Regions from separate parts of the Homo sapiens genome. Here region 1 is linked to region 2. The links are chromatin loops, found by intact Hi-C in ENCODE. Cell type or tissue: ascending aorta. All regions are shown on one strand. Each heading gives the region's core, and the rest is flanking DNA. Links, peaks and the distances in the headings are about the cores only.

Evidence for each region. A loop is a pair of places that touch in the nucleus more often than their neighbours do. Peaks named below come from ENCODE experiments on the same cell type or tissue, not always from the same donor. Only the 100,000 strongest peaks of a DNase experiment are listed, where the experiment ranks them.
Region 1: it touches region 2 in a loop (5-fold over the local background); 4 of 110 quality-filtered maps call a loop at or near these places.

Annotation. Positions count from the first base shown.
Region 1 is chr12:50,632,558-50,641,512 of GRCh38, reverse strand. It overlaps DIP2B (disco interacting protein 2 homolog B), which reads right to left. Exons shown (of 38, transcript NM_173602.3): 3 at 661-789. It also overlaps the pseudogene RNU6-769P. Among named protein-coding and RNA genes, the nearest start is that of ATF1, 130 kb to the left of the region's middle. RefSeq lists an enhancer at 782-831. In ascending aorta, for the core only: a CTCF peak has its summit at 3,417 (motif pointing right); no DNase peak of the experiment used is centred there.
Region 2 is chr12:50,071,307-50,080,261 of GRCh38, reverse strand. ASIC1 (acid sensing ion channel subunit 1) reads right to left here. Exons shown (of 12, transcript NM_001095.4): 4 at 2,899-3,049; 5 at 2,135-2,262; 6 at 1,685-1,841; 7 at 1,282-1,338; 8 at 207-360. Among named protein-coding and RNA genes, the nearest start is that of SMARCD1, 9.6 kb to the left of the region's middle. RefSeq lists enhancers at 4,624-4,673, 4,804-4,903, 4,924-5,193. In ascending aorta, for the core only: a CTCF peak has its summit at 4,909 (motif pointing left); a DNase peak (open chromatin) is centred at 4,911.

The DNA.
Region 1 (8,955 bases), core at 2,434-4,933, 560 kb before region 2:
TAGAATCCACTGAGGTCTCCTAGTACCACCCACAAGACCCAACCCTTCACTTTCTTATTTACTTATTTATTCACATGGCCTTTGTGCTTGTATGCTTGTCTGGTTCTCTTCTTAAACTGTTACATTCCTTAAGGGCAGAAACAGTCTTTATTTTTTTTGAGATGCAGTCTCACTGTTGCCCAGGCTGGAGTGCAGTGGTGGGATCTCAGCTCACTGCAACCTCCACCTCCCAGGTTCAAGTGATTCTCCTGTCTCAGCCTCCTGAGTAGCTGGGATTACAGGTGCCCACCACCATGCCCAGCTAATTTTTGTATTTTTAGTACAGACGAGGTTTCACCATGTTGGCCTGGCTGGTCTCAAACTCCTGACCTCAAGTGATCTGCCCGCCTCAGCCTCCCAAAGTGCTGGGGTTACAGGCGTGAGCCACATCGCCCAGCCGGAAACAGTCTTATGTGCTGTTCCATTTCCAGCAAATTATTGAGTACCTACTATACCTGATACATAGTAGGGTACAAAATAAATGATTGGTGAATGAGTTAATATAAAACTGTTGGTGCCTCATAGGGAAAAAAAAGACAAGTATTAGAAGCTCTCAGGATACACAGTTCATACTACTGTTAGGAAAACGATTCAGCTGGCCATTCTGCAGCTTCTCCTCACCTGATCGATATCGTTCATCCCTGGCTCCCCCAGATCGAGTTCGGTGGTACTTAGAGGGAGCAGAAGTTTGAGCTGCAGATGGAGCAGGTGTCTGGTTTCTAAGTTCTTTCTGTACTGCTGAATCAGTTTCTAAAAAAGGAAGTTTAAAAGATGGTTATCCAGTAACAGTAATAGCTAACATTTTCTAAAGCACTTTAAGCATTCTCACAATACTCTGAGCTAGGTACTATTACCCCATCTACAGTAAAGGGTTAGAGTTTCAATATAAATACATAAATATGATGCAAAGACATCCAAACTAAAAAATATCATCTTAGAGCCTTAAATGTCAACAGGTTGATAGGAGAGGAATAGCAAGAAGACAAATGTAAATTAAAAGGCCATTCCAGAGACTCCAAGGAGAGGCAGTACTGATGGGGAGTTGACTGCATATGATCCCCAATCCTAAACAGTGAGACAACGAATAGCTTGGGGAGCCTTAGCTACCATACCGTCAGTCACTCCAGATAAACATAATACAAGCAAAAACAGGGTGATTATGCAGCACAGCTTCAAGTCAAGTCTATTAGCCCCTCTTCCAACTGGACTCATCACTGACCCTACCCTGTCCCCATACTCTCCCCTCCCAAAATGTACTGTCTTATCAAGAATATGGGGATGGGGTAAATAAACAGAAAAACACTAAGTTCTGATGTTTTCCTGCCTTTTTATCTCAAATGATTAATTCCAAATCTGTTTCTTAAAAAAAATTACAATAAAAAAACTTAACGAGATGTACGTTAACAAAATTTTGAGTGTAAAATACAGTAGTATTAATATCTTATTAGTATTAATAAGGCACGATGTTATAAAGCAGAACTTACTAATCTTGCATAACTGAAACTTTATACCTGCAGAACAGCAATGCCTCATTTCCTGCTCCCTATATGCCCTGGCAACCACCATTCTACTCTCTGCTTTTATGAGCTTGACTCTCTTAGATGTCCCATATAAGTGGAATCATGCAGTATTTGTTCTTCTGTGACTGCTTTATTTTCCTCAGCATAATGTCCTCCAGGTTCATCCATGTTGTCACATATTGCAGGATTTCCTTAAGGCTTAAGTTTCTGAAATAGCACCCGGTTATGCCCAGCAAGGCAGCTTACACATAGCAAATTAAATGCCTAATATATTAAGATGTCACCTACACAGCAAATGTACTGCTCCAGATCCCAGCTGAGAATCAGCCTATAAAGCAAAAAAATTAAGGAAAAAAAAAAAAGACTCAAAGCAGCGGTCTGGGGAGTACAAGCAACAGTGCCACACAGCCCAGTAAAGACTGATAGCATCAGAGTATTACAGGAACTGAGATTCATAATGACAATGTTATATCATTTAAAAAGAAAAAAAAAAGCAGGTAGCATGCTGGAAAGGCCATGTGTTGAGGCTCTAGTCAATAGTTCCGGCTGAGCCCAGCCATCCACCTGCCCTGTCAAGGCATCAAACATGTGAATGAGCCATCTTGGACTGTCCAGAGCAGCCCATCTACTAGGTGAGGGGGAAGACAACCACTGAATGACCTCAGTTGGCAACCATATAGAGCAAAATAATCACCAAAATTAGCCCTGCCCAAATTCACGCCTGTAGTCTCAGCTACTTGGGGAGGCTGAGGCAGGAGAATCACTTGAACCTGGAGGCAGAGGTTGCAGTGAGCCAAGATCGTGCCACTGCACTCCAGCCTGAGTGACAGAGCAAGACTCTGTCTCAAAAAAAAAAAAAAAAATTGTGGAGACTTATTCCCACCTTGGCTCACTTGCAAGGGCAGTGATTTATCACGAATGGGGGCAGAAAACAACATACAGGTTGAACACCCCAAATACCCAAATCCGAAACTTTTTGAGCTCCTGTCTAATGCTCACAGGAATGTTCCTTGAAACATTTCTAATTGCCAATTTTCAGATTTCAGATGGTCAACTGGTATATAATGTAAATATTCCAAAAAAAAAAAATCTGAAACACTTCTAGTCCCAAGCATTTCAGATAAGGGCTACTCAACCCATACCTCAGGCCTCATCAAAAAGAGGTGGGAAGGAGTATGGGGGCATGGGAGGACAGCAGGACATTATTTAACAGCATATGTAATGTCAGCTGGGCAGGCAAGATGCTGCCTCAAGGTGAATCATTCCCTGACCATGGTTTCACACTCCAACTAGATCTCAGAAATTACCTGGGGTGCTAAAATACAGATTCCTGTGTTTTGAATAAGATATACACAGTTTCACTGCCATGGTAAAGAAAAGCTAAAAGCAAAGATGAAACTTAACTACATGTATCAACATAATGAGATACTATATGCCATTACAAATGAAAAATATGTAGACTATGCAGATACTTCAGTCCAAATAAAGTAATGCCAAGTGATAAAAGAACACAAAATATTATGTACACAATATAATTATAACTGTATGTAAAAACTATTTATATACAATTATAAGGGTCAGGTGGGACATAAAAATCCCAAAGGTATTTGGATTGAGGTACTCTATTTCTTTACAATTTCATTGTTCTGCTTATAGGATGAATTACGCATAAAACCAAATTCTAAAAGACAATACAAATACGTGCTGGAATGGAAGCTGCCAGACTCACAAATTAAGTCTTCTTTATGACTTCTAAATTCTAGCACAAAATAAAACAGAGATCCGAAGAAAAAGACAACTTGCTGATTATTACAAAGCAAGAGCTTCAGTTCGGGGGTTTCTGATCTTTCAGTCTGTTATGCAGAATATCCACTAGAGGTCACCATTATGTTTAAATAGTGATGATGTTAAAAGGTTTAGTAACAATAAAAAGTACACATTTTAGGTTCAAAAACATAAAGCCTTCCTTCTCAATGATCAATATGTATGTAAGTTATTGTTCCTTGGCAGAAAAATACATCAGAGTCTAATATGTTTCTATTGTTTGAATATGGTAAGGATGATAATCTGAAAAAAATGGTATTTAGTAGCAAAAAACTACACATTTCCACTCAGGAAGATGGAAGGAAGCCACCAGCCTCCACATGTTATCTTTTAATTCTGCTTATGATTTAACAGATATTCTCACCTGCAAGAGTAACAGAGTGAAACAGGATGGGCTCTGAGAACCAAGGAACCTAATAGTTCAACTTCTGGGAGGTGAACAGAGCAGACATGCCTACTGTTCTTGGTGCTAGTGTCCAGAGAAGAAACACATTAAACAAGTGGTCACCATATGTATACCTTTGACCTTGTGATACATGCTAAGGAGGAAAAGAACAAGGGTCTCCCAGCCCACATAATAAGGATTTAACTTGTATTAGAGTTTCAGGGAAGATGAATGTCTGCTGAAAGGAGACAGTGATGCAAAACTTAACTAGGCAGAGAGAAGGAAAAGCCACTTTATTCAAAAGCATGGTGTTTGTAGAAGCCCAGTGAGGGAGAAAAGCCTTGGCAAGTCTAAGACCAGTGAGGCTAAAGATACAGCAAAAGGGTAGAGTGTTACAAAATGAGACTGGACTAGAAAAGTGGCATCAGGTCACTTGTCCTAAGCCGAGTGGGCAGCCTTTGAAGGGATTTACAGGAAATGACAGAATATCAATGATAATAATATTTCCATGGCTCTTGCCTATTACCATCTCATTATGTCTTCACAACAGCACCATGTGATAGATACTATTAATGAAGCAGGATGCCCGTTACAGATTTTTCCACAGTGAGAGGGAACCAATAATCACCTTGAATCATTATAGGGCCCTCACTCCCACCCCATCCAAGAAGGCTCAATCAATCTAGCCTCTTGATTGAGAGGCTAGAGCAGCTGTGAGTAATTGAGGACAGTCTTCCTTTGAAGGGTCGGTGATTAACCTCACCGCCTAGAGAAGGCAAGAGAGGAACGAGAGTGCTAGTGTCTGGAGTCTGGAAAAGGGGCCACCTGCCTGTTTTCCAGGGGTAGACTCTGTAAGGAGAGCGGGTTGGGAGCTCCAGGTCTGTAAAGTGGTAGGTGTCTGAACAGATCCTGACCCAGAGCTTCCTTGGCCACTTGACATCAGGAAAATGACAGTGCATGAGGCTAAAAGAGCCAACACCAGGAGCTCTGCTCCGGGAGTCCAAGTAGAGTACCTGGCTCCTCCTCCATGATGCATCAGAGTAGCCGATGCAGGGAACAGGCTCAGCATTACTGGCTGGTCACACAGTGAGGACCAGTTATTCAGCAGCACCCTGTGAGATGATGGAAAGCAAACAGCAGACTGTGGGGATCTTTCCCCTTTGGGTGTGAAAGCTGGATCTACTACCTCTCCTTTTGCACTGCCTATATAATCCCTGAGGGTTCTCAGACAATTTAGGAGGAAAAAGAAGCCCCAAGAGGAAAATACTGGACTTCCTTCTGATGAGATATACGGGGGCAGATATAATTGCAATGTGTGCTCCAATTCATAGTGATTCCAATACCATCCAAACCAAACAAATGAAAGCAGAATGGGGATTGGAAAAAAGATTCTATGTTCTTTCCATTATGCTATGAGCCTCATTTGGGAAGGAACTTTTAAATCAAAATGAGACACATAAAACAAAATAGATTCCACTCCTCAAACCCTATGCATACATACATACACAGAGGCACATTGCCTACCGAGTATTTACAATTGGAAATGTTCTGTGGCATTCCAAAATGCTGTTCCTGATTTCAAAAACTGGTTTTAAGTTCACGTCCCTTTGAATTTCCACGCTACTTTGTTTAGAGCTCTCTTACAGTACTTATTCTACTCTCTTTTATGATCCTCATTTGTGTAACTGTCATCTCTCCTGCTATAGTGTAAATAACTTGAGGTCAGAGGCTGGTCTTAAGCATCTTGTATCTCCTATAGTAACTGGTCCTTGGTCTTTCATATTGCAAGCATTTAGTATTTTAATTAAAATAAATAATTAAGATCTTGTCTGTCTCCTCACCTCCACCAATAATAGTAGTTGCTCGGAAAAAATAAACACAAAAATGTTGAGATAGCCATTTAAAGTTTACCTAAAAATCCTGCTTATTTGTGTATCTCCAATTCATATAAGTTGTATGCAAAAATGTGTGCCTCTCATTATCTTCATATACTTACACAAGGACATTAAGGAAAATAGGGTTACAGACTACTCCAGGAGGCATTATTAGAGGCTTGAGAGAGAGAATAAAACACAAGGGTTTTCCTTTGTTTCATTTTAACTTGGTCACACTCGCACCCTTGAACAACTTCAAAGGCAGGACTGAACCTAGAAGAACTGCGATGAAAGGAGCACGAAGCAGCTGCCAAGTGCAGTGTACTTATAGGAACTGGAACACCGGGGACTGCCACTCAGCACAGCAAGCAGCAATCACAAAAGGAAGCCACGTTTGGGAAAAACCTTTGGGTGACCAGAACTTCTTATCAAGGCAAGCTAAAGAACATCAACAAATATTAATAACTATCTTCATAAACTTATTATTTATCCCTAAAAAATAAGTAGGCAGGAATCTGGGGGAAAAACAATGCAGAAACATATAGGTCAAGAAAGAAAATGTGAAAGGTAAGATCTTATTCTGAAGCAGGAGATAAACACAATTCACTTCAAAAATGAAGTGAAAGACGAAGTAAGTCACAGGATGAAGAAAATCAAACACACAAACGTCACAAATAATCTCAAATACAGTAAGACAAAACAGAATGAGCAGTATCCTGCCTCTCCTTTTCTTTCTGCTCATTTCTGTTGTTATAAATCTTGTAGTACTATTTAAAATAGATGTACCAACTTCATTTAAAAATTAAAGAAATGCTAGAATATCATTTGAGAATTGATATACTCTGCACAGCCTCTTGAGGTTTTAGTAGGTCTATATTAAAAGATCTATTGAGGGTGGAAACAAGTTGCCAGGATCAATCTACAAGAGACCACTCTATAATGTGTAGAGTGCCCTGCTTCTTGTATTACCTAACACTTTTATCTTCATAGATGTTTACTCAAGAAAATGCCAGAAATTCTAAATGCTCTTTCTTTTTAGTTGTGCAAACATTTATAGAACATCTACTATATATCAGGCACTAATGCTAGAAACTGGGGACATGAAGAATAAAAAAAAATAAAAAATAATGTTCCTCCAGTAGGTGAATAAGACACACAAACAGGCCACAATCTATGGGATGGCCAAAGACAGCTCTTTTAAAATGCAACTCAGATAATGGAAGTGGGGACTATTTATAGGGCTGGTCAAGGAGGGCCTCTCCAGGACTTCCCTAATTGAACAAACCCCTAAGTAGAGTGACGGAGCAAGCCAGGTAGGTTCTGGGCAGTGTCTTGTCCCATGCTGTCTCCTTGGTGTCGAAACAGTATTTGGAACACAGTAGGCACTCAGTAAATACATACTGTCCTTAGATTTGTCAGTAACCCCTGTAAGTTTAGAATGAACTCTTTTTCTATTAAAGCTAGCTGGAATTATCAGTTACTTGTATCCAAAGTATCTTAAAGATTAGACCACAGGACCAGCACAGGGAAATTGCCTTTCTACACAAAATCTTCCATTTTCCTGCAACTACAAGAGTGGCCAAGAGTGACTAATTTACAGAGAAGTTAGAATGCGTGTGGTCTGAAACTTCAATTCTTTCGGCCACGCCAAAAGAAAGAGTCAATTTCCTGGCCACTTCTCCCTGGAAGTCTGCTAATTGAGACATGTGGGAAGCTTTATACTTGGCCACAGTAGCCTCCAACTACTGAAAGATGTTCTGTGGGCCATTCCTTTCAAAGAGCAGACAGCTCAGAATGAGCAAGAGATGGGAGGTGTGAATCTGCCGTATCTTCATTTCTCTCATGCCTCTCAAAGTCGGAGCGTTTTGAGGACCTGAATTTTTCATCTTTAATCTTATAAATTTTAATTTGTTAAAAGACAGCATGGCCCTTAAATACCAGATAAGGTATGGCTCTTGTTTAACTAAAGAAACAACTGTCAGTTCCAATGCTGGGAGGTTTAAGTGATTTTTTAGGGTAATTTTGAAGCAGATTTTTGCCATACAGTGACTTTAGAACCTAATCCCTATGATGCTACTGAATTAAGTTAGTTTTTCTTATTTTTGGAGACAGGGTCTCGCTCTGTCAACCAAGCTGGCATGCAGTGGCACAATCACGGCTCACTGCAGCCTCAACCTCCCAGGCTCAAGCAATCCTCCCACCTCAGCCTCCTGAGTAGCTGGGACCACAGGTGCGCGCCACCACACCTGGCAAATTTTTTGATTTTTTTGTAGAGATGAGGTCTCACTATGTTGCCCAGGCTGGTCTCAAGTGATCATCCTGCCTCAGCCAACCAAAGTGCTGGGATTACAGGCATGAGCCACTGAGCCCAGCCAGCCATGCTTAATATTAACCAAACTTGTCCATACTAAATTTCTACTACTTCCTTTTTCGGTCTATTTTTTGCATGTTATTCTTCCTTACACAATGACATGTTACTCAGGTCTAATGTTCTAAAAAGATGAAACGCATCATGAATTTGCATGTCATCATTGCACAGGGGCCATACTAATCTCTATATTGTTCTAGTTTTAGTATATGTACTGCCAAAGCAAGCACCCTATTACTTACTATTCAAATATTTTCTTCAAAATTGCATTATCTTCCATATTTCCTGTTACACTGTTAATTTTTTCTGAAGTCCTGTTTTAAAGATTTATGTAACATTTGAGAAAAGAAGTATACAATATACACAAATACGCAACCCAAGATAACTACAGATCAATTCCACACACAAAAAAAATCATTCACAAGGCAGGGAGAGGTGGCTCACACCTGTAATCCCAGAACTTTAGGAGGCTGAGGCAGAAGGATCGCTTGAGCCCAGGCGTTTGAGACCAGCCTGAGCAACATAGCGAGATCCTGTCTCTAATTATTTTTTTTTTTAAGAAAAAAAATCACTCACTAAATTTTTAGGTAAGGAGCATGTGCACACAATAATCCCAGTAATAAAATGTTGTAGTATTAACTTTTTATTTAAAAAGATACCAGTGATTAGACCAGGTGCAGTGGCTCACGCGTAATCTCAGCACTTCGGGAGGAGAAGGGAGGCGGATTACTTGAGGTCAGGAGTTTGAGACCAGCCTGGCCAACATGGTGAAACCTTGTCTCTACTGAAAATACAAAAATTAGCCAGGTGTGGTAGCACATGCCTGTAATCCTGGCTACTCAGGAGGCTGAGGCAGGAGAATCACTTGATCCCGGGAGGTGGAGGTTGCAGTGAGCCGAGATCACGCCACTGCACTCCAGCCTGGGTGACAGAGCGAGACTCTGT
Region 2 (8,955 bases), core at 3,396-5,895:
AAGAAGGAGGAGAAAGGGGTGCTTCCCTGCTTATTCTGGCTTGATCTTCCCTGCATACCCACCCTAGACTCTTTGCTTGCCTTTTGGACCTTCCCCGTGTTATCTCAAGTTCCCCCTGCCTGCCAGCCCCCGCCCCCATCAAACCCCACTCATCCATTCCACAGTCCCAACCCAAGGGCCTTGCTCTACCCAGCCAGAGCCCTTACCCTATGTATTGCTCAGATTTGTTGAACTTCTTGGCCAGGTACTTGGCTGAGGCTTTGCTGGGGATCTTGACCATGGACAGCTCTTTGCCATAGCGGGTCAGGTTGCAAGGCATTTCACACACGCAGTACTCCTGGTCCTTCTCCACCAGGAAGTCTGCACTCAGCCAGGTGAGAGGTCTCAGTTGAGTGGTGCCCTTCTGCCAGCACCTTCCCACATGCACATCCTAGCTCTGCCCAGAGAAACTCTGGGCCCCTTTCTCTTTCCGTGACCTGCCCTTCACCCTGCCTGGATGCTAAACTCTGCCAACATCCTACCTCACCATCCAGCCTGAGGCATGTTTGAGGACTTTACCTGCTGAACCCTGCAGGCCACTGAACCAACGATGTAGATGGAGAGAACTAGGAGAGTGAGGAGAACCCCAGCTGCCCCCTCACAGCTGTGTCTACCATGTGCTAATTCTCACCAAGCCTCCCCATGGATATTTCTTACTCTTATATCTCACTTCCTCAGGACCCTCCAGGGTCAACCAGCTGAGGGGCTGATGAAAGAAGATGAAGGCCATTCCCAGGTGACCTCTGTTCATTTTTCATAGGGGCCTCTGAAGATGCTATTCTCAACTTTATTGATTATTATTATTATTCTCAGACAGGGTCTTGCTCTGTCACCCAGGCTGGAGTGCAGTGGTGCAATCTCGGCTCACTGCAACCTCACCTCCCCGGTTCAAGGAATTCTCCCACCTCAGCCTCCAGAGTAGCTGGGACTAGAGGCACATGCCACCATGCCCACATAATTTTTTTTTAATTTTTCATAGAGTCAGGGTTTCACCATGAAACCAGGCTGGTCTCGAACTCCTGGGCTCAAGCAATTTGCCCACCTCAGCCTCCCAAAGTGCTGGGATTACAGGTGTAAGCCACCATGACTGACCATTCTCAGCTTTAATGTCAGACACAAGAGAGGGTGCAGCCCAGTCCAGGAGTTATGTGAGGCTTCTGGGAGCGTGACCTGAAACTCCTGCGCACGTGGCTGGCAGCACCTTTTCCCTCCCCCAGACTGCCCCAGGCCAGGGGCGCTCACCCAGAGCAGGATCTGCACACTCCTTGTACTGCTCTGGAGTACAGTATGGGGCATCCCCTACAGAGGAGAAAAGACAATGATGCAGGATGGGAATTCAAGGGGTCTGGTGATGGTGGTAGTACCAAAGGCCTAGAAGGTGTAAGCTGGGAGAAGATGGGAAGGGAGGACTGGCAGGCCCCCATGCTGCCCCAGAAGTGACCCACTCCAGGTCCATACCTTCTAGACCCTTCCCACCCATCCCTGGGGGTGCAGGCGGGAACTGAGGTCAGAGAGACATGAGCCAGGTGGGTGTGGGATGGGGTGGGCTGGAACTGGGGTTGGGAGATTGATATGGATGGGGAGCTAGTGAAGGGCAGCAAAGGCCCAGGGACCCCAGGAGTATGCTCGGAGCCCCAGGCCTGACCTGGCATGTGCACCATGCGGCAGTTGCAGTTCTCCACCAGGTAGCGCGTCTCACAGTCGATGCGGCAGGCAGTGATGCTGTAGGAGTCGAAGAAATCCAAATCCGAGTCCATGGTAACAGCTTTGCAGGTGCCCCAGGGTGGGGGCAGGTAGATGAGCTGCTGGGAGAGCCGGGGAGCTGGGGGAGTGCGGGGACTTCTCCCCAAATCAGCTTGATGGACTCCTCTGACAAGATGCAGATCTCTGGAGTTCTGCTCCCCTCTCCCTCTGCAGCCTCCAAAGGTCTCAGAGTTTACAGAGCATTCTTGTTCATTCGATCACTCATGCTTCTGACTAGCCAGATTACCACCCAGGTCCTTGCTCACCTGTCCTTCCCATTACTGATTGCCCACCACTCCATCTGGACCCCTCAATACCCCACCCCAGGACCAGCCTCCCATGGCCCTCTCACCCGCTGCTCCTGGCAGGCCACAAAGGTCTGGAAGCCTGGGGCCACGCCAAAGCCCAGCTGGTCGATGAAAGGAGGTTCATCCTGACTATGGATCTGCACTTTGATGCCTGCTTCGAAGGACGTCTCGTCTAGGGGAATGAGGAGTGTGTGGGTTGGGAGGGCTCCTGACTCCCTAACACCCCTCAGACCTGGGGGCATCCTACCTCTCCTGGAAATAAGCATAGGGTGCACTGGGGCTGGGGTGGGGGAAGTCTATAGGGTCCTAGCCCACCCCCTAGCCTCCTTCTGGGTTTACCAGCTCTGAGCTGCTCCGATGACCCCTGTATCCTACACACTTCTTTTCTTACCTGGCTTCTGCTCTGCATCTTGATGTTTCAAATACTTTCTCCCAGAGTGTCACTGTTTCAGATGCTCTCCATTTCTCCCACTCCCTTTTTCCCTTTTCCCCCATCTCTCTCTGCCCCAAGGCCCCCCGAGACCAGACAGGCAGGCAGCCCGAGAAGAGAGGGAGTTATTTATAGAGTGGCGGCGGCGTTGATGGAAGAGGATGGCTGGTTACCTTGGAGAGTAACTGAACCAGGAAGTGGGAGCCAGAGAGATGTGAGTGTGGAAGTCAGGTAGAGTCAGTGATAGAGATGGTGAGATGCTGGAGGGAGAGGGGAAAGCCCGGGCCCTGCCCAGGTCTCACAGTGAAGCCCAGGAATCCCCTGGCAGAGGCTGGGGCCTAGAGCCATGCAGAGGGGCCCCTGAAGTGGGTGACGTACCAGTCTCCCCCCACACAGGCAGGTACTCGTCCTGCTGGATGTCCAGCATGATTTCCAGCCCATTGCCCGTCCCACCCTTCATGGTCTTCAGCCGCGGCCGCCCATCTCGGCCCGAGTTGAACGTGTAGCACTTTCCATAGCGTGTGAAGACCTGGCGAGGGCAGAGTGGAGAGCCTAAGAGTCCTGCCAGCACCCTCTACTCACCAAGGGCTGTTCCTAGCCACCCCAGCTGTTGGAATCTCAACACCCTTTGGGAATGGTTCCTCCCGTGCAGCCCATTCTCCATTTGCTCCCCTCTCCCACCTGTTTCTCACCCTTTCTTGCCCTCTGTGTGCCCTGGAAAACTGTTCCTGGTAGGGTGCATCGCCTGAGCTCCTTTGCCACCTGCATGGGCTTCTAGTTGGGGTTGACAGTTGGGAGGTATTGGTAATGGCTCAGAAGGCAGGAGGAAAGATTGGGGTATGAATCCTTCCCCAGCCCTCGCCCCTCTGTAGCTCTAGTAGTGCCTTAGGCCCTCCATGATTACAGATCCTGCCAGGGCTCCCTACAGAGCACTGTCTTCTTTTGTGCTTCTTCAGCCTAGAAGTGATAACGATTTCCTAGTACTGCTCACTGCCTCAGTCCCCCTTATTGGTTTCCTTAACCCTGCCCCCAGCTCTGTCAGCAGTCCCTTTGTTAAAGTCTTCAATTAAATCATCAAGTAGCTGTCTTTTTCCTGCCAGGACCCTGACATATACATTTTCATCACCAGGATCCTAACACGGCCCCTCCTTGGGACACTTTCCTCAGGCCCAAGCTCCTGAGGCCCTCCAAGACATATCTTCTCTTCTCCTAGATTTCACTCTGGGAATCTGAAATTCTGCTTTCCCCAAGACCCAAACTCAGTTTTTTTTTTTTGGGATGGAGTCTTGCTCTGTTGCCCAGGCTGGAGTGCAGTGGTGCGATCTCAGCTCACTGCAACTTCCGCCTCCTGGGCTCAAGTGATTCTCCTGCCTCAGCCTCCCAAGTAGCTGGGATTACAAGTGCACAACATCACACCCGGCTAATTTTTGTATTTTTAGTAGAGATGGGGTTTCACCCTGTTGGCCAGGCTGGTCTCAAACTCCTGACCTCAGGTGATCCACCTGCCTCAGCCTCCCAAAGTGTTGGGATTACAGGCATGAGCCACCGTGCCCAGCCAAACTCAGTTTTTTGGTTTCATTCAGCCCCTAGCCCCTTGGGTCCATCATTATTCCATTATCCCATTATCAGCAGAACCTGAAAGTAGACCCAGTTGCCATGCCAAGGACCACACTCAACCAAGCACCAGCACCTCTTCTTCCAGCACTTGGGACTGAGCCCCCAGGGCATGGTGTGTGCGTTAATGCTTTTGCAAAACTAGGAGGGCCTCAGAAGATATCTCAGCCCCAGGGGCTGTCTCCCCAGTCTTCTCCCCACTCCATGCCCCAGTGCAGCCCTGGTCACAGTGCTGATTAAAAAGCTGCAAAGAGAAAAGTAAACCAGTTATCCTTGGCCTTTTCCCCACAGCCTCCTTGAATGTCCCCAAGTTGGGGTGGCTGTGCTTTTACTACTGCTGGATGGTGACAAAGTCCACAAAACAGGTCATAAGGTGAGTCAATACAGCCCAGAGCAGGGGAGAGACAAAAGAGTTTCAGGCCAGACTGGAGCAGCAATGGCAGTAGGTTACTAGGGAATACGGTCTTTGCCCCCTTCCCCCTTCCTAGAACAGCCTCCTCCATTGACCTCCAGAAGAGGAGACATACTGCTCTCCCCACTTTGTGGGTGAGGTCCAGAGATGAGGCAAAGAGAGAACTCCAAGGGCTCCTAGTCCCCAGCCCCATGACCAGGTCTTGCGGCACCCAGCCACAGGCTCCAGGCTGGACATATGCCCATGCCTACACTCCATCCGGAGTTGTATGGGATTAGAGGTGTCTGAGGCCGGCTAGCAGCCCTGTCTTGCGCCGGTTCAGAGGACAGGGCTGCTGTACAGTGGATTGCTGCTGCCACCTGGTGGGCCTGGGTGAGAACTGTCTGCTCTACTCTCGGGCCCAGAGGTAGACACATTCCTATGGCTCCTGGCCTGAGGCCCAGTGGCCCAAACCCCCAGGCCCCTGTATGCCTGCAGTCATCCCATGATGCACGGGTATGATGACACCCCCTGCCCCTACGCTAGGGAGGGGGTGGAGGACTGAGGGATGGGTGTGTGGGGCAGGGAAGGCCTGGCATCTGGGAGCTGGTGGGGCAGGAGAGCAGTCAGGCCAGACAGACCTGGAAGATGAACTTAGGAGAGACAGTGGGGTACCAGGTGGCCCCCCAGCAGGGAAAGCCCTGGACCCCTGGGTGGGGGGCCAAGCAGAAGGACAGTTCCCAGTGAGAGCTTCCCCTAGGAAGAGGGTCCCTGGCCACTTAAAGCTGGGGAGAGGGATATGATTTAGAGACCTGTTATTTACCCTCAGACACACACACACACACACACACACACACACACACACACACACACACAGAGCTGGTGGGGGTGGGGCGTCCATAGGAGGGCACAGGAAGACCAAGTGAAGATGCAATGAAGTCCCTGCTGCAGGAGATGCTGACAAGGGCCATGGTGGGGTGGGGTTGGGGGATATCCCCACCCCTCTACTGTCACCCTTTCACTCCCTTCTCTTGTACCACCAGAGACCAGGCAGCACCCACCCCAGCTTCAGTCCATGGGTGCTAGTCAAAATAGTGAACAACTGGCCAGGCACTGGCGTCCACCAACAGATCAAAGGTTGACCTCACAGATGGAGCAAGGTCCCGGGCCCTGCTGGACCATGAGGAAGTCTTGAGAAGGGCAGGTAAAGCTGGAGGACATGTTGGGAGGCAGCAGCAAAATACCAACTAAGACAGACGTGTTTCAAGATTCTAACAGGAAAAGCAGCACTGGTGTGGACCTGGGAATACCAGCCCAGCTCCAGGCCCCGGACTCCTGGGTGAGCTCTGGCCTGTGTCAGCCAGATGAGGTAGGGGGCAGCACAGTCATCAGCCCCAGCCCCAGCCCCAGCCCCAACCCCAGGAGGTGACAGTCAGGGACAGCCATGGCAGACACTCTTGGGGTACTGTGGCAGGCATGGGGCTCCACTCACCACTGAGAAGTTGTGAGGGCCGCAGGGTCCCCCTTGGTAGGAGCAATAGAGCAGCATGTCCTCCAGCCGGTGGCAGGAGCGATTGTAGAAGCGGTGCAGGTTAAAGGGCTCCCCAGAGAAGGCCTCAGGGCCCGGTGGAGCGAGGGGCACCCCGGGGTCATCACTTTCATCCAGTCCCAGCATGGGGGCCAAATAAAGCAAGTCAGGGTAGCTGAGCTGGGACAGCCGCACAGCATTAGTGTTGCAGAGGGTGACTGCCGGGAAGGCCAGCTCCGTGGTGGCCACTTCGTTTAGAAGGGTCACGTGTGGGTAGCTGAGGTAATAAGCAACGCGGTCCCCTACCTGGCACAGGAAGGCACCCAGTGCCAGGACAAAGGCCACCGCCCACAGCACCTGCCTTGGCCCTGGACCCCCCTCCACAAAAATGTGGTTGGTGCCATGGAGGGTGCAGCTGTTGGCAAAGGCCACCAAGTCCATGGGTGAATGCCCCTCACTGGCCTCCTTCCTCACTGCCTCCTTTTCCTTCTCTTCTTCCTCCTCTTCCGATTCTGAGATGTCCTGCTGCTGCTGATGGTGGTGGGGACCCCAAATATCTCCCAAGGGCCCTGGGGCTTCCTCTCCAGAGGAGAATGACATGGAGCAGAAGATCTGGATGGGCATTTTCTCCAGGGGCTTCCTGGTGCCAGGGATTTGCAGGAGGAAGGGGGAAGGTGCCAGAGGGGAAGGCGATGTGACTCCAGGCAGAGTCCGGCAGAGCCAGCCACCCAGCCCGTCAGCCAGGTATCTCAGCCCAGCTGGCCGTCCTTCCTCACCAGGGCCTCTGTGGCAGTGTGGCTGGGGCGGGGCATGGGAGGAGGACCAGCCTGCCCTGCCAGGGAGGGCGGGTGTCTGGGCTGATGAATAATTGATGGCAGTGGGAAAGGGAGGCTGATGGAGAGCAGGGGGCTGGAGCCCCTTTCCTGTCACCAGCTCCGGCAGCACAGAGAGGGTTTAGGACAGAGTGGAAACCCTGGAAAAGCCTAGGGCTGGGATTCCTGGAACCCACCCCTCCCAGGTGAGACGGGACCTAGCACCATCCTTTGCACCCACTGCCATGATGATCACAGCGACCACAGTCCCTACCCCCCCAGGACACACACAACACACACTCATGCTCTCTGTCATCCTCCAATCTGTTCCTCAGCATATCCCTCAGTGTCCCCATCCCAATTCTGGGTCCTCTCCCTTATTCTCCCTCGTCCAGTTATTCCTCTGGGATACCTGAGCCCCTCCGTGCCCCACCACCAGGTACTCTCTCAGACCTCCAATTCCAGTCCCCGACCCTGTTTCTCTTCCCCTCCCTCCCTGGCCCCAGCTCTATTTCAGGACAGCATTACCAGCCCTCGTCCTACCCACCTATGCTGAGATGTATTTTGGTTCCTTTCCTCTCCCCTACCCCTCCTGTGGCTTGTGGGCCAGCCCAGGTTCCATTAGCAGCAGTCTCTCACTGACCACAGACTCATTTCTGACCAGTTCCCGGCACTAGGGGGAGGGACCCTGTCTCCTGCAGTGGGAAAGCTTCCTGGCAGATCACCACTACCCTTTTTGGCCTGCCCCCCGCCCCCCGAACAGTTTAGTTTGTTCGAGGAATTCTCTGGTGGGTGGAAGAAATTGAGATCAGTGCTGGGGGTGGGGCAGGGGGACCTGGGTCAGGTAGAGAGTATTGGGAACCAACTTGGGGTTCCCACCAAAACCCTCAGCCTTGCAGACTCCCGGCCTCAGTCTCTGAGGCTCCCCTACCGCTAATTTACCATTCCCTGCCCCCAGGCCCCTGGCCCCTCTGTGTGTTCTGATTACTCAGGGCCACTGGTTGAGGAACTTGAGCCATCAGCCAAGTCTCCAGGGCCAAGAAGGTGACCCGAGGGGAGGAGGGGAAGCGGGGGAGGGAGGTATAGCAGATTAATGCTTTCTCTGCAGGGCCAGAGGAGGAGCAGTGGGGCTAGACCGGGGCTAGGTGGGTCTGCTTGGGCCTCCCCATTCCTTAAGCATCCCCTAGCCCCAGGCCATGTTCCCCTTCCTCCTCCTCTCTTCTCCCTCCCTGCTCCCACCATCTTCCCTTCTCCATTTGCAGAGACCCTAGAGTGTGTTGGGGATGTGAGGCAGGGTGTCAGGTTCTAGCAGAACTGAGTGATGTGGAACCTTTGGCCTCAGCTTTGCTGCCAGGGACAAAGAGGCCTCAGAAGCAGAGTCTTGAGCTCTAGCCCCTCTCCATCCTTCTGCCACTGCCCTCAGACTGGCCTAAACAACAGCCACTGTCCTCCTCTTTCTGCCACTGCCCTCCTCTTTTGCCTAAACAACAGCCTCTCAACTGGTCTCCCTGCCTCCCTGCAGTTTCTCCCCACCTTTAGTTCGAGTTGTGTGACTCTGACCATTCTTCTGCTTAAAGACCTTCTCTAGCCAGGTATGGTGGCACGCACCTGTAGTTCCAGCTGCTTGGGAGGTTGAGGCAGAAGAATCGCTTGAACCCGGGAGGCGGAGGTTGCAGTGAGCCGAGATCGCACCACTGCACTCCAGCCTGGGCGACAGAACAAGGCTCCATCTCAAAAAAGTAAAGACCTTCTCTCACTCCCCACTGCCTCCTGGCAAAATTTAGTCCTCTCTTGTAGCCCCACAAAGCTGAAAGCAGCCAGGCGTGGTGGCTCACGCCTGTAATCCCAGCACTTTGGGAGGTCGAGGTGGACAGATCAAGAGGTCAGGAGATCGAGACCATCCTGGCTAACACAGTGAAACCCTGTCTCTACTAAAAATACAAAAAAAAAAAACCAAAAAAATTTAGCCAGGTGTGCTGGCAGGCGCCTGTGGTCCCAGCTACTCGGGAGGCTGAGGCAGGAGAATGGTGTGAACCCAGGAGGTGGAGCTTGCAGTGAGCCGAGACTGAGCCACTGCACTCCAGCCTGGG